Linked DNA regions of Homo sapiens: region 1 is linked to region 2. The links are chromatin loops, found by intact Hi-C in ENCODE. Cell type or tissue: heart right ventricle. All regions are shown on one strand.

What was found. Hi-C counts contacts between places; a loop is a spot of excess contacts. Peaks named below come from ENCODE experiments on the same cell type or tissue, not always from the same donor. Only the 100,000 strongest peaks of a DNase experiment are listed, where the experiment ranks them.
Region 1: a loop joins it to region 2, with 31 times the contacts of the local background. A loop is called at or near these places in 2 of 110 quality-filtered maps.

Annotation. Positions count from the first base shown.
Region 1 is chr1:19,236,655-19,244,654 of GRCh38, reverse strand. EMC1 (ER membrane protein complex subunit 1) reads left to right here. Exons shown (of 23, transcript NM_015047.3): 3 at 640-705; 4 at 948-1,041; 5 at 2,182-2,310; 6 at 3,513-3,639; 7 at 4,209-4,358; 8 at 4,670-4,837; 9 at 5,353-5,424; 10 at 5,798-5,860; 11 at 6,516-6,638; 12 at 7,417-7,513. It overlaps EMC1-AS1 (EMC1 antisense RNA 1), which reads right to left. Exons shown (of 2, transcript NR_135114.1): 2 at 3,951-4,398. Among named protein-coding and RNA genes, the nearest start is that of EMC1, 11 kb to the left of the region's middle. In heart right ventricle, a CTCF peak has its summit at 3,220 (motif pointing right); a DNase peak (open chromatin) is centred at 3,204.
Region 2 is chr1:18,594,203-18,602,202 of GRCh38, reverse strand. No RefSeq gene overlaps it. Among named protein-coding and RNA genes, the nearest start is that of PAX7, 33 kb to the left of the region's middle. RefSeq lists an enhancer at 2,451-2,980. In heart right ventricle, CTCF peaks have their summits at 4,408 and 4,631 (motif pointing left); DNase peaks (open chromatin) are centred at 3,027 and 4,602; H3K27me3 peaks cover 5,704 bases.

The sequences.
Region 1 (8,000 bases), 640 kb before region 2:
GGCGGGAGGATCACTTGAGCTCAGGAGTTCGAGACCAGCCTGGGGATCACAGTGAGGCCCCATGTCTAAAATTAAAAAAATCAGGCATGGTGGCGTGTGCCTAGATTCCCAGCTACTTGGGAGACTGAGGTGGGAGGATTGCTTGAGCCCAGCAGGTTGAGGCTGCAGTGAGCTGTGATCATGCCAGTTCACTCCAGCCTGGGCAATAGAGCAACACCTTGTCTCAAAAAAAAAGATGCTGCTGCAAAAAACACATTATTCTACTTTGCAGTAAACTCTCAGATACCCTCACTTAATTACCTACACTGGCCGGATGTTTTTAGGCACTAAAATAAGGGAAATAGAATTTATGATCACTATTTTTCTTGTGAATTGGATGGATTTTATTAATCTTATTGTTGTTTGTTTATATGTTTGATGGGGTGGTAGTGGGGCCTGGACAGTAGTGGCCCCTCTTAACCCCTTCTACCCTCATTACCCCGTGAATGGGACTGGATCACTGCCAGTTAGCTATACTCCTTCACTCCCTCGAGATAAAATTGGACATTGCTGTGCAAATGAAGAGCTCTTCATTTATTTCTTAGTCTTCTGGGTTGCCACCTTTTGTTCATAGTAATGTCTAACTTTCATGTCTCTCAGTGTGGCGCCATGTTGACAAGGGCACGGCAGAAGGGGCTGTGGATGCCATGCTGCTGCACGGACAGGGTAAGCAGAGTCCTCCCGTGTCTCCATTGTGCGGCCAGCTCCCTGTCCCATTCCTTGGCTCCTTGATCTGTACAGGGTCTGGTAGGGAAAGGAGACTGGGGACTCCTGACAGTGAAGGACAGGTACCTGTTTAACATGTATTTGCATCCAGAAATCAGAGGTGAGGCCACTGCTCACAGTGGGACCCTAGGAAGCGACAGAGCAAGTGGGAAATGACTTCACCACGATCTTTTCTTTTCCAGATGTGATCACTGTGTCCAATGGAGGCCGAATCATGCGTTCCTGGGAGACTAACATCGGGGGCCTGAACTGGGAGATAACCCTGGACAGTGGCAGGTAGGGGAGAAACTGGATTTTATCTTGACTGAGTTAAAGGCTTCACCGGAACACAGATCTGCATAGACAGCAACTCTGGGCTTTTGGCTTTTTCCCAGGGACCACTGAAGAGCCAGCCATTGACATTGAGTACCCATTGTGGATATGCTTGCTCAGCCAACATGTATTGAGCGCCTGTTAGATGCAGAGTTTCTAGGTGCAATGTTTGCGCTTGTGCTTGAATGCTGTTCCTAATTTCACTGTGATTCGTGAGTTTTGCAATGTTCCAGATATAAGAACATAATATAAAACTTCCACTGTTTAGTTTTGTTTAAAGAACAGCCTGACCTATTGTTAACATCTTTGCTAAAGTTGTTTATTTTTATTTATTGAGTTTTTTGAGACATAGTTTCACTCTGTCACCCAGGCTAGAGTGCAGTGGTGTGATCTTGGCTCACTGCAACCTTCACCTCCCAGGTTCAAGCAGTTCTCGTGCCTCAGCCTCTCCAGTAGCTGGGATTATAGGCATGTGAACCACGCCTGGCTAATTTTTGTATTATTAGTAGAGACGGGGTTTCACCATGTTGGCCAGGCTGGTCTCGAACTCCTGACCCCGTGATCCTCCCACCTCAGCCTCTCAAAGTGTTGGGATTACAGGCATGAGCCACCGGGCCTGGCCCCTAAAGTTGTTCAAATGATAGGGTCATTTGTATTAGCTTATACATTTTCTGATAGTAATTCATTTGGTAAACACGTGCTGAGCCCCAGGCGATGAGAACACATGGGACTGTGAGACAGTTGCTGTCATTGAGGATTCCGCTGTCCATTGGGAGGCAGGCAGGTAGCACAGTAATGACAGCACTGTCTCATGGATATGTGGCAGAGGGTAGGTCCAGTTGCTGTGAAGTCCCAGGGGAAGGAGGGAACAGCCCTTAGGAGATACAGATGGTTTCAGGGAAGCAAGTAGTGTGGCCAAATGGTTGCAAGTGCAGAATCTCAAGTTGACTAACAAGAGGCAGAGCCAGGGTTAGGATCCAGCTGTGTTTGACCCCAAAGCCTGTTTTCTTACCCACTAAGCAACAGTGGGTACTGTTCTGGACTGTCTCTCCCAGCCTGAGGCTCTGCAGGTGTGGGCTGCTCTCAACCTGTACTTGTGTTCAGTTTCCAGGCACTTGGGCTGGTTGGCCTGCAGGAGTCTGTAAGGTACATCGCAGTCCTGAAGAAGACTACACTTGCCCTCCATCACCTCTCCAGTGGGCACCTCAAGTGGGTGGAACATCTCCCAGAAAGGTAAGGCTGCCTGCTCACAGGCAATAGCTGCCTCGTTCTACTCTCTAGGAGCTCCTCTTTCTCCTCGAGGGACCCGAAGCATTTGCTTTAACCCAGGCCTGTCTCTTGTTGGTGTTCCATGGAGTGTGTTGCACTCAGAATATCTTGAAGGCTGTGAGTATGGGTGAAACTCCGGAGTATGCCTGGAGTTTCCTTTGCACTGAGGAGAACACTCTCAAACTGGGGTGCTAGGGCGAGCCATGCTACGGGAGCCACTCACTCGCTCATGGTTATGGTACTTTGTGCCTTCTGACTTCTAGTTCAAGTTCTAGTTCTAGTTCTAGTTCTGACTGAGCCTTTCGTTCATATTAAGAGTTAGAACAACTCAAGAAGACCCAGGGTAGGCTGAGTGAGGTGTGAAATGGTTTCTCGAGGTCCTGCTGGTAGAAAGCATCGAAATTGGGAAGGAACAAGAGAGAAGGAACAAGATAAAAGGATCTACTTAGACACCCTGTGGCCATTTTCAAAGTTTAGAGCAGGACTCAAAACTTCAAATTCTGGCCTGGCATGGTGTCTCACGCCTGTAATCCCTGCACTTTGGGAGCCTGAGGTGGGTAGATCACTTGAGCTCAGGAGTTCAAGACCAGCCTGGGCAACCCCATCTCTACAAAAAGTACAAAAAATTAGCCAGGCATGGTGGTGCGTGCTTGTGATCCCAGCTACTTGGGAGGCTGAGGTGGGAGGATCACCTGAGCCTCGGGAGGTAGAGGCTGCAGTGAGCCGTGATCGCACCACTGCACTGCAGCCTGGGTGACAGAGTGAGACGCTGTCTAAAAAAAAACACAACAAAGAAAATGCTATGAGGCGGGTTATGAAATATCCATGAGCAACACTGGCTGGATGGGAGCTGCAGTGCTCCTGGCCTGCCTGGAGGGGGCAGCCTTACCCACCTGATTGGTGCTCTGTATTTAGGCCTAGTGTTGCCACATCTTCTAACCGTAGGAAAATTTAGAAATCTGATTGTGAAGTATAATATCTTCTAAATGTTGACAACTAATTCAAATTAAGAACAACAACAACAAAAGCCCCCAAACTGTGTGAGCCAAACAAAACCTATTTGGGAATTACTAGTTTGTGACATCTGGCTGAGGCCTGGCAGCCCCTGAGGATAATCCTGTCCTGGGTTGAAAGCTGACGCTGCGGTTTCTTCTTCCCTCTCTTAGTGACAGCATCCACTACCAGATGGTGTATTCTTACGGCTCTGGGGTGGTGTGGGCCCTCGGAGTTGTTCCCTTCAGCCATGTGAACATTGTCAAGTTTAATGTGGAAGATGGAGAGATTGTTCAGCAGGTACAGGAGGGTGACAGGAGCCTGTGAATAAGGTGGGGTTGGGGGAGACTTGATAGATTTCTTTGTACTGGGGAACAGGGAACTTGGCTGGGCAGATGCAAAAGCTACTTATGCTCCCTCATTCTGGTCACTTGCCAGCTGCCTTCCCATTAGGCCTCTATTTAAAGTACTCATATTTGCATGTGTTATCTTCTGGGGTGGCTAAAAAATTACATAGATCTAGTCTCTGCCTGTAAGTATCTTACAGTGCTGTGAAATCACAGTAGGACACCACATATGGCAAATATAGTAAAGAAGTGCTGATTCTGAAGTGCCAGGTATTTAAAATTATCGGATATATTTTTCCAGTGACCAGAAAGAAAATCCTGATATTTTTTCCAACTTTGAAGGCTCTCAGGAGGTTGGAGGGTGGGGTTTCAGGGGACAGGAAGAACTCCTATACAACCAACCATGAAGAACCTTTGAGCTTAGGACCCCCAGTGGGATGCTGGCAGCAATATTGCTGTTGGGCTGAGAGGGAAATGTAAAAATCTTTCACGAGCTTCCTGTTAACGATGACTTTTCTGTAGGTTAGGGTTTCAACTCCGTGGCTGCAGCACCTGTCTGGAGCCTGTGGTGTGGTGGATGAGGCTGTCCTGGTGTGTCCTGACCCGAGCTCACGTTCCCTCCAAACTTTGGCTCTGGAGACGGAATGGGAGTTGAGACAGATCCCACTGCAGGTGAGAGGCTGCCACTGCTTCTTCTGGCCTGAGGCATTTCCTGCGGGGAGTAGAAAGTTTGGCATGATTCCCCTGGAGGGTCTTTCTCCTAGACTCTTCCTGAGCAGTGGAAGCCATTCAGGCCTCTGGCTGAACTGGTGTAAGAGGAAATCAGTCACTTTCCTCTTTGGGGAACTTGAACTGGAGCATTTGGAGCCACCTGCCATGGCCCAGTTACTTCCCCCGGCAAAGTAGGGCAGAGGTTGTGAGCCTGGGATGGGTCAGGGAGTCGTCAGCTGTTAGCCATAATCCTCCTCCTTCTTGCCTTCCAGTCTCTCGACTTAGAATTTGGAAGTGGATTCCAACCCCGGGTCCTGCCTACCCAGCCCAACCCAGTGGACGCTTCCCGGGCCCAGTTCTTCCTGCACTTGTCCCCAAGCCACTATGCTCTGCTGCAGTACCATTATGGAACGCTGAGTTTGCTTAAAAACTTCCCACAGGTAACTGCAGGCAACATGGTTTGCTAGGATTCAGGAGATCTCTCCAAGACATGGATGCTAGAAGGCAGTGCTTTTGAATCTGGAAACGTTTGCTCTTAGGCCCAAGATTGATGACACCTTCCCGTAAGTGGTTTGAGAGGGGGTAGGTAGCCTTATCATAGAAATGGTGTATTTCCTCCTGAGTATTACAAAGGATCTTTAGAGCAAAACTAGTGCCTTCCTTAGTCCAAAGGAAATATGGGGACATAAATGAGAGCTTCCCCATAGATAGTAAGAACAAGCAGCATGGGATTTAAGATTGACCTGTGCCTGCGTTGGAGGTAGGGAGAGTTCTGTTTTCAGCTGTAGATGCAACTGAGGCCTCCCTCTGCTCTTAAATGCCTGACCATTCTGCTCCAAAGTGGGGAGCACTTTCAACTCTAAGGCCAAGGGCCTTCCCTGGAGAGGTGACCCTCTGTAAGGCAGCTGGCTAGTACTGGTCCCATTTAGGAGCTGATGCCTTGCTTTTCCCCCAGACTGCCCTAGTGAGCTTTGCCACCACTGGGGAGAAGACGGTGGCTGCAGTCATGGCCTGTCGGAATGAAGTGGTGAGTATTGAGAACAACAGTCAGCACTTGGGATTTTCCTTCCTGGTCTCCACTAGGAACCCTGAAAATCAGAAGTCTGGGCACATTGACCTGGTCAGTTTGAACCCAGCGGGCAGGAGGCTGTTGAGAAGTGAGGTCTTGCCTCAACTATAGAGCTTTCTGCACACCCCATTTCTCCCCAGGAACGAGACCCTAATGTGATGACCTTACTTTCATATGGGGCTATTAAGGGTTGAATAGGCTTTGTGGGCAGGGGTGAGAAATGAGCTTTGTCTTCTCTCAAGTGCTAAGAAGACAAAAACAAAAGCTTCATTTCAGTGACTGGGAAGTGACCCTTTGGCTGAATTTTCTCCTGTCCTTCTCTTTCTCATAGCAGAAAAGTAGCAGTTCTGAAGATGGGTCAATGGGGAGCTTTTCGGAGAAGTCTAGTTCAAAGGTATGGTGTGGCACTGGGCAGTATGCCAGACCTAGAGACGCAGGAGGCCACCAAAGAGAGTTGGGGGAAGAGCTTTGGTTAGGAGCAGGTCCTAGAGTTCCCAGCTTCAAATGAGGTTTCCTAAGTACTGTAAATTAAATGATGTTTCTCTTAATCTCATTTTACCGGGAGATTAGGAGGTAGAATCCCTAGAGTCTGTTTCTAGCCACTTTCTCCTCTGGGCCTCAGCGTCCCCATTTCTTTTGGGATCCTGGCTGGCACAGTTGAGTAGTACTCTGTGCAGTTACCCTGTAGCAGAGGCATGAGCCCCTGGCTGGAGGCATAGGTTCCTGCTGTGGCTTCCATCTAAGCGTTTCCCTGCCTCCTGTCTTGCTCAGTCTTACCTTGCTCAGCCCTACCTCTCTCTCAGAAGTCTCTGCTACTCTGTACTGGCTTCCAAGACAAGTATGGTAGTTGTAATTTCATTTATTTACTCAGGCACCTTATTTCTGCCTTAGGATTTAGCTTGCTTTTCTCTTTTATTCTCCTTTGCATATATTTCCCCTTCTGGCCTGGCTCCTTCTCTAGGGTATTTGCCCCCAATCCTTGGACTTCCTTTGGTGGGCTTTGCTTTCGGGGGATACCTGTAGTTGACACGTGCTGTCTGTACTCCTAGGACTCTCTGGCTTGCTTCAATCAGACCTACACCATTAACCTATACCTCGTGGAGACAGGTCGGCGGCTGCTGGACACCACGATAACATTTAGCCTGGAACAGAGCGGCACTCGGCCTGAGCGGGTAAGGCAGAGCCTTTCTTTGCAGACTGTCCTGTGGGCTTCTCAGCACATGGCTTCCTTTCCTCAGGGCCAGGTCTTAGCCATGGGGCTTGGATTAGGCTCTCTAAACATGTGTTCTAGTGCTCTCTGAGCCACTGACTTGTTAGAAGTCACAGTAAAGGCGGGTATTATTTATGCCAGCTCATCATTGTGCACCAGGGACTGTTCTAAGCTTTTAACTTACACATTAATTGATTTAACCCTCCAAACACTCTCATGAAGCGGTTGTTCCTGACCTGGTTTTAAAATGATTCTGTGGCCTGGTGGGATCGAGTACCATAGCCAGAGTCACGGAGCCAGTAAGAGGTGTCACTGCGGTTCAGATTCAGGTCTAACCCCACAGCCTGGACTCCTCATCACTACCCAGTATTGCCTCTGTGTGCATCTGGTTGTGTTCCTCAGCTGCTTGGGCTGTGGCTTCTTCGTTTCTAAAGCGGAAAGTCTAATCCCGGCCTCCTGCTCACTTTGTGGGGTGTGATTAGAGCATGGATGAATGGCGTGGTACCCGTGGAGTACTCAGGTTCTTCCATGGAAAGGTCTGGGAGACCCCAGCATCATTATGTTGGCTCCTAAGAATATGTATCACTTACTGGCATCCAGATAATAGCTACATTGTTTAGACATCAAATAATGCCATGGCCTGTACCTCTGTTAAGTCCAGGCTTTGACTCCTGGGGTCTGGTGCTCTCAGAGGCATTTGGATCCTCACTGACTACACCGGTCTTGACTGTGGCTTATAGCTGTATATCCAGGTGTTCTTGAAGAAGGATGACTCAGTGGGCTACCGGGCTTTGGTGCAGACAGAGGATCATCTGCTACTTTTCCTGCAGCAGTTGGGTAAGTAGACCTCATTCAACCCATTTTTTTATTTCCCCAGGCCTTCCAATGTGTTCCAATCAGACTGTTTTTTGGGAGGCTGCAGGTTTCTGGAAGAGATTCAAGTGGAGTGTGCCCTGAGTGTTTCGTTCATAGCCAAATGTCACCTGCTTTTTTTTTTTTTTTTTTTTTTTTGAGATAGAGTCTTGCTCTCTTGCCCAGGCTGGAGTGCAGTGGCATGATCTCGGCCCACTGCAATCTCCACCTTTCGGATTCAAGCGATTCTCCTGCCTCAGCCTCCTGAGTAGCTGGGATTACAGGCGTGTGCCACCACGACCAGCTAATTTTTGTATTTTCAGTAGAGACAGGGTTTCCCCATGTTGGCCAGGCTGGTCTCGAATTCCTGACCTCAAGTGATCCGCCTGCCTCGGCCTCCCAAAGTGCTGGGATTACAGGTGTGAGCCACCGTGCCTGGCCTGTCACCTGCTTTTTTTTTTTTTTTTGAGAC
Region 2 (8,000 bases):
CATGGCAGTAAACGGAACAGACAGGATCACTGCCCACGGGGGCCCAGTGACCTGGGGGAGGCAGACCACACTCATAGTAACTGTAGCATTGCCAGGTGATGGGAGTCTCAGGGGGTTTGAGATGGTGGTGGGGATTGCAGTGGATCATCCACACGGGGCACCTCGTGTGAGGCTGTGTTTCATTTGCATCAGCATGGATTTTGACTAGCTGGGCACTACACTGGGACCTGGGGGCAGGAGACACATAGATCTGGGGCATGTGTGATACTTGGTCACAAGGCAGAAGTAGCATCTCCCAGTGGCAGGACCAGGGTGCCCTCCCACCCCTTACCCTCCACCCTGACCTTGGAGGAGGAGGGACATGAAGCCTTCACAGAGCCCAAAGCCTGGGTCCCGAGAGCGCTGGGCACAGGGCGTGGAGATGCTTCCACAGCTGTGGTCTCCTGGACCAGGGCTGCAGGGAAAGGAGGAATGGGCTCTCATTTCACAGATGTGGAAACTGAGGCCCAGAGGGGTGATGGAACTGGCTTGAGGTCACATGGTCAGGGCTCAATGGATTCCAAGAGCCGCTGGCTGCCCCAACACAGAGGCCTCCTTGGACAACCCCAGAGAGTTGGGATGTGCATTAGAGATGGCTGGACTTCAACGCTTTGTTGAACAAAATAATTGTATCCCAAGTTTCTGTTCCAATATTTGTTCACTGCAAGGCCCAGGATTCCAGGTGAGGATAGCGCTGGTTGGGAAGAAAGAGACACAGGCTCTAGATTTGGATCATCCCCATCTATCCCAGTCCTAAAGGGTGATGGAAACTGGGGAGTGGGGTGTGTCTCACTGAAGGCACCAGATTTAGCAAATAAAACTGCTCAGTTAAATGTGAATTTCAGATAAACTAGGAATATATTTTTAGTATATGTCTCAATTATTGTCCTGTATTTTTTTCTGGTAACTCTCGTCCTATGAGTGGAGCAGAAAGGATGCCCAGAGCTACAAAACCTTCTCTGGGTCTCAGTTTTTCTTGTCAGTACAAAAGAATCTTTTTATACAATAGAGATTTGGGGCAAGAGGTTTGGGGAGATGATCCAGAGGTTCCTTGTGGGAGGCGGCTGTTGTCTTCCGTTTATCCACCCCAAATTTCTTCCCATCTCAGTTCAGCCATTGGGTAGAGCAGGCATGTGCTGGGGCTGTGGGCTCAGACAGGCTTCCATCCATCTGACTCCTGCCTCGTCTGCTGCTTCTGAGCTGAGTCACCATCAGCAAATCACTTCTGCCCAAGTCTCATTTTTCTCATCGGTATAATGGGCATAGTTTAAAGGCCTAGCCCACAGGGTTGCAGGAAAGCTCAAACACAGTAGCAGGTAAGAGACATGCTTGCTTTTTTTTTTTTTTTTTTGTGAGACTGGGTTTTGTTCTTGTTGCCCAGGTTGGAGTGCAGTGGCGTGATCTCGGCTCACTGCAACCTCTGCCTCCCGGGTTCAAGCAATTCTCATGCCTCAGCCTCCCAAGTAGCTGGGATTACAGGCATGCGCCACCACGCCCGGCTAGTTTTGTATTTTTAGTAGAGTTTGGGTTTCACCATGTTGGCTAGGCTGTTCTTGAACTCCTGACCTCAGGTGATCTGCCCGCCTCAGCCTCCCAAGGTGCTGGGATTACAGGCGTGAGCCACCACGCCCAGCCATGCTTGCATTTTAACCAGTGCTGCTGGCTCTGAAAGGGCCTGCCAAGGTGAGGGGAGAGCTGCGAGCTGCGTCTCCTGGGACCTAGGGCGCCCCAGACTTCCAATCCAGTGCTCACTCAGCGCACCCTACTTGGGATTTCTTCCAAGGGGGAGGTAAGGATTGTTAAAAAATTGAAAGATCCCTTTGGGGACCACTACTCCACTCTTCTGCTTCTCTAGGAAAATATGGCCCAGAGACATCACGTGGGTACCCCAAGACCACACAGTGAGTTTATAGCTGAGCTGGGATCTGAAGCTAGGTTTGCTGAATCCCAGTCCGAGAGGTGTGCCCCTCTGTGATCTCAGGGCTTAAAGTTTAGTTAAAAAATTGTTTCTTTCTGGAGGCTAGAGCTCATTTTTTTTTTTTTTAATTTTGAGGCCAAAGTTCATTCCATCAGAGGTGTTGCAGTGTGGTGGGGAGGAGTCTTGCGGTGAGAAACAGGTAGATGCTGCTGCAGTGGAAACCGAGGAAGTGCGAGAATGTGCGTCCTCCACATGTCTGTCCTCGAAGCCTGTCCTGCTCCAACAAGGGGACCCCAAGAACAGCATTTAGTGGCGGCCTAGCACCTGAAGTCCTCGGATCCACCACCAGGTTTGCTGTGTGACCTTGGGGAAACGTCTTCCCCAGTCTGGGCTGTGGTTGGGAAGAATCCTTCTCCCTTGTTATTGAGGACCAGTGAGGCCATCAGTCTTCTCTGCCAGAGAAAGACGCTGGGGACATGCTCCCCTCAGCACCCAGGATTGGGAAAACTGCAAGAGGCAGAGGGAGTGGTGCCAGCCCACCTGCCTGTGTAGGAATCTTGGCTCCTTCTGTCCAGCTCTGTCTCCCCTGGCCCTTCTCTGTGGCTTCTGGTCTTCACTGCCCTGGTTGTACACGCCGCCCCCACCCCTCTCTCCCTGTCTTTTGTCTCTCTGTTTTTTTTTTTTTTTTTTTTTTACTCTCCCTTCCCTCTCCTTCTCTCCCTCCCTCTTCCCTCTCCCTGGCCACCTCCTTCTCCCCCTTCCCCTCCCCTTCTCTCTTTCCCTTTCACTGTTTATCCCGGATCCTCTTTTCCTGCAGGGACACTCTGGAAAGCCCTGGCTCCAAACCAGTGTGATTCTAATCTTCCCAGCAGACTGTCTAAAATGTAATTTACGAGCAAGGCTCTCCCGGCTTCTCCATCCTGCAGCCTGGGCAGGACTCCCAGCCAGTGAATGGGCTGGGGAGCGGGAGTGGGGCTGGGGCCAGCCTCGCTGGGTCATCTCCCATTCTGCTCTATCTGCCCATCAGCTGGGGGAACGGGCCCAAACCCGGGGAAGCTTTTCACTTGGAACCGACTTCAGTTCCGGGTTCATGGAAGGCAGTTGGCCCCGATGCAGCAACAGATTGCCGTTTGCTGTGGACTCTGCAAAACCTTGCGGCAGGAGAGACCTCTTGGAGGCCATGACATTAGGCCAGGACATTTGCGCATTCATTAACTCATGTTACTGTACACTTTCTATGCATCACACAGTCCTGGGAGCTGAGGTTGTAGTGCCGAGCACAGAGACCAGTTCCTGTTCTTTTGAAGCTAGCAGTTTGGTGGAAGGGACCGACATTAATCCCATAGTTACTTAAGAGAATGCTGGCGGGGCACGGTGGCTCATGTCTGTAATCCCAGCATTTTGGGAGGCCTAGGCAGGAGGATCTCTTGAGGCCAGGAGTTTGAGACCAGCCTGGGCAACCTATTGCGACCCTCATCTCTAAGAAAATTAAAATTAACCAGGCATGGTGGCAAATGCCTGTAGTCCCAGCTACTAGGGAGGCTGAAGTGGGAGGATCGATTTAGCCCAGGAGGTCAAGGCTACAGTGAGCTATGTTTGTGCTCAGCCTGGGCGACACAGTAAGACTCTGTCTCAAAACAACAACATAAAACCAAAGAATGTTAAACAGATTTCCTTTAGTTCTGTGCTGAAGGAGAGGAATAGGATGCTTTATAATATGGGGGTTGACTAGGTCTGTTGGGGGAGGCACAAAGGAAGCCACCCCCACTTTTTTGCATGATAATGAATAATGACACCATTAGTGGCGTGTTTATACAGAGAGGCGGTGACAAATATAATTCCTCCTTTGCTGCCACTTTTGACTTTATGTGTGTTGAATTTAGATACCCCTCCATCAACTGATGTGAGCGGCTCCTGGAGGGTCCTTAAAGGGTCCCAAACTATGAGCGCTGCTCTCGACCTGTACACCAGACACAGGTAAAGGGACTTCTCACTCCCCCCACTTCCAAACTATGAGCGCTGCTCTCGATCTGTATGTACACCAGACACAGGTAAAGGGACTTCTCACTCCCCCCACCTCCAAACTATGAGCGCTGCTCTCGACCTGTACACCAGACACAGGTAAAGGGACTTCTCACTCCCCCCACCTCCAAACTATGAGCGCTGCTCTCGACCTGTACACCAGACACAGGTAAAGGGACTTCTCACTCCCCCCACTTCCAAACTATGAGCGCTGCTCTCGATCTGTACACCAGACACAGGTAAAGGGACTTCTCACTCCCCCCACCTCCACTGTCTGCCCTGCCACTGGGCCCAATTCTGGAAGGGGTGAACAGCTCGGAAGAAGGCCGGGCTCGGCAGCCACGGTGCTCTCTCTGGGCCTCTGTTCTCACTGCAAAGTGGACTAACAGGCCTCCATGGACCAGCTCACAGTATTTGCTGTAAGGGTCACATGAAGCGATTGATGTGAAAAGTATTTATTGTCTTGGAAATTCCTGAATTCACCACCATATTCCTCACTGCCATCCTCATCCATGAAAGCGAGGGGGCTGAGGGAGGTTTTGAGACTTCCCATGAAGCCCCTTCTTTCTGGGATTTCAACACACCCAACTCCGTGGAGCGCGTGGCCGCCTTCTCAGCGGAGCAATGCTGTCACCTAGTGGCCACTCCGCACCCTTCTCCTTGGAATCAGGAGCTGACCCGGAGCACCTGCCCTTGGGAGCTGTCCCCAGGTACCCCTCCACACCTGCAAAGCTACCGGTGGTCAGGGCTTCCGTGTCTGGTCATGAGAGAGCAAATATTGCAGTGGAGAAGAGGGGCTGAGGAGGCAGGGTCCCTGCTCTTATGAAGGGCAGCTTGTCCTTGGGCCCCCTAGCTCCTCCTGCCATTGGACTTGGCTTGGCAGATATTCCATCAGAGCAGGCGAGGGCAGGAGGCCTGGGTTTCCAGACCCTCATCTGCAGGGTGCCTGTCAGTGTTGAAGTCAAGAAGCTCCTTCGTGTGAGCCTCACCCTGTTTCTACCTCGTGTCTTCCTGTAGTTTATTCTCTACCTGGCTTCTAGAGTGATCCCTTTAAAAGCAAGTCAGATGATGTCATGCCGCTGCTCAAACCCTGCAGTTATTCCCACTCAGAGTAAAACCAAAGACAGCAAGACAGGATCGGGGCCTGTGGGTAACCTTCCCTGCCCTTGTTTATCTTTTTAGTTTTTGTTTTCAATATTTATTTATTCACTTATTTATTTTTTATTTTTTGAGATGGAGTCTTGCTCTGTTGCTCAGGCTGGAGCGCAGTGGTGCACTCAGCTCACTGCAATCTCTGCCTCCCGGGTTCAAGCGATTCTCTTGCCTCAGCTTCTCAAGAAGCTGGGATTACAGGCATATGTCACCAGGCCCAGATAATTTTTGTAGTTTTAGTAGAGACAGGGTTTTGCCATGTTGGCTAGACTGGTGCTGGTCTCAAGCTCCTGACCTCAGGTGATCCACCCATCTCGGCCTCCCAAAGTGCTGGGATTATAGGCATGAGCCACTGCACCTGGCCTTGTTTTGTTTTTGAGACAGGGTCTCACTCTATCACCGAGGCTGGAGTGCAGTGGTGCAATCATGGCTCACTGCAGCCTTGACCTGACGGGCTCAAGCAATCCTCCTACCTCAGCCTCCTGAGTAGCTGGGACTACAGGTGTGCCCCTCCATGCCCAGCTAATTGGCATTTATTTTTTTGTTCTTTTTTTCTTTTTCTTTCTTTCTTTTCTTTTTTTTTTTTTCTTTTTTTTTTTGAGACAGAGTCTCGCCCTATCACCCAGGCTGGAGTGCAATGGCGCGATCTCAGCTCATTGCAACCTCCGCCTCCAGGTTCAAGTGATTCTCCTGTCTCAGCCTCCTGAGTAGTTGGGATTACAGGCACGTGCCATCATGCCCGGCTAATTTTTTGTATCTTCAGTAGAGGCAGGGTTTCACCATGTTGTGCAGGCTGGTCTGGAACTCTGGGACTCAAGCAATCCTCCCACCTCGGCCTCCCAAAGTGCTGGGATTACAGGCTTGAGCCACTGTGCCCAGCTCTGTTTATCTTTCAGACTGCACCTGCCCCTCATCAGCTCCTCTCCAGCCTCCTTGTCATGCCTTAAACTCTCACTGCTGCTCCCTCTGCTTGGAATGACCTTCCCCTGGGTAGCTGCACAGGTGGGCCCTCGTGTCATTTATCACTCTGCTTAAATAGCCCTTACTCAGAAAAGTCTGCCTTAACTAAATTAGCAGCCTCCATCACTTTTCTTCCCCTTTGCCTACTTTGCTTTCTTCACAGGACTCACAATATATGGTTGTTTCTTGGTATCTGCGGTGATACTAAAATCTGCGGATGCTCAAGTCCCTTCTATAAAATGCTGTAGTATTTGTGTATAAACTTCACATATCCTCTCATATACTTTATTTTTATTTTTAATTTTTTTTGGGACAGGGTCTCACTCCATCACCCAGGCTGGAGTGCAGTGGCGTGATCTCGGTTCACCGCAACCTCTGCCTCCCGGGTTCAAGCAGTTCTGATGCCTCAGCCTCCTGAATAGCTGGGATCACAGGCATGAGCCACCATGGCTGGCTAATTTCTATATATATTTTTAAAAGTAGAGACAGGGAGGTTAAGAGGAGGGTTTAGATAATAAAATGTGTGGTATAGAGTTCTGGAAAATGCATAGTGTATAGTGCTCCTAGAAAGATTTGTAGTAGTTAGGGCATTTATTATAATAATGTTCATGTACTCTGCTACAAAAAAGAGAGCGTATGGGCCTGCAGCATATTCAATATTAAACTCTGAGACTAATTCTCATTCTCCTTCTGTCAGGTCAACAGATTTCACCATGTTGGTCAGGATGGTCTTGAACTCCTGACCTCAAGTAATCTGCACACCTCGGCCTTCCAAAGCGCTGAAATTACAGGCATGAGCCTCTGTGCCTGGCCTATCCTCTCATGTACTTTAAATCATCTCTAGGTTACTTATACCTGATACAGTGTAAATGCTGTATAAGTTGTTGTTATACTGTATTTTAAAATGTGTATTTTCTTTAGTTGTTCTATTTATTATTTGCATTATTTATTGTTGTTGTTTTTTTTTTTTTTTTGAGACGGAGTCTCGCTCTATCACCCAGGCTGGAGTGCTGTGGTGCGATCTTGGCTCACTGCAAGCTCCACCTCCCAGGTTCACACCATTCTCCTGCCTCAGCCTCCCGAGTAGCTGGGACTACAGGCACCCGCCACCATGCCTGGCTAATTTTTTTGTATTTTTAGTAGAGATGGGGTTTCACCACGTTAGCCAGGATGGTCTCGATCTCCTAACCTCATGATACGCCCGCCTTGGCCTCCCAATGTTGTATTATTTTTAATTATTTTTCACACTTTTGAGATCCCTGATGGGTTGAATCTGTGGATGAGGACATGTGGATACAGAAGGCTGACTGTACAGTGAACTCATATGGTTATGTGGGACAATGGCAAGAGAGACAGCCTCTGATTCCAGAGGTTTCCTGGTTCTCCATTCTGTGAGGAGACTGATGGCTGCTTGTCAAAGGCAGGAGCTGTGGCCTCTGTTTGTGGCACCTGAAGTGCCGCATGCAGGCTAGGGCAGCTGTAGGGTCGCTCCACAGAACGCTGATGTGAACGTGTCAGCATGAAAAAGCAGTTTTCATCTTCTCCGCCTGGATATTGTGACTAAAGACCCCACAAACTCCATCTTCAGCCAAACTCGAATGCAGAAAGAGCAGACTGGAACATAAGGCATAATGGCTGTCAAATGCAGCCACCCTTGGCACACAAGCCACATGGGGTGAAGGGTGGCAGAAGCAATGTGGGAGGGTATAAAGGGCAAGATTGCTCCACCACCGGAGAGTCCAGAAAGATGAGCAAAATCGCACTTGTGTCAGTGAGAAGCTCATCCAGAAGAGACAGCATCTCTATCTCTTAAACACCAAACAGCAGAAGGCATTGCCTACAATAGGCCAGGAAAACCTAGCTCCTTCCCTTGTTTGTAATAATAAGGCAATAGTAAGATATTGGAAGA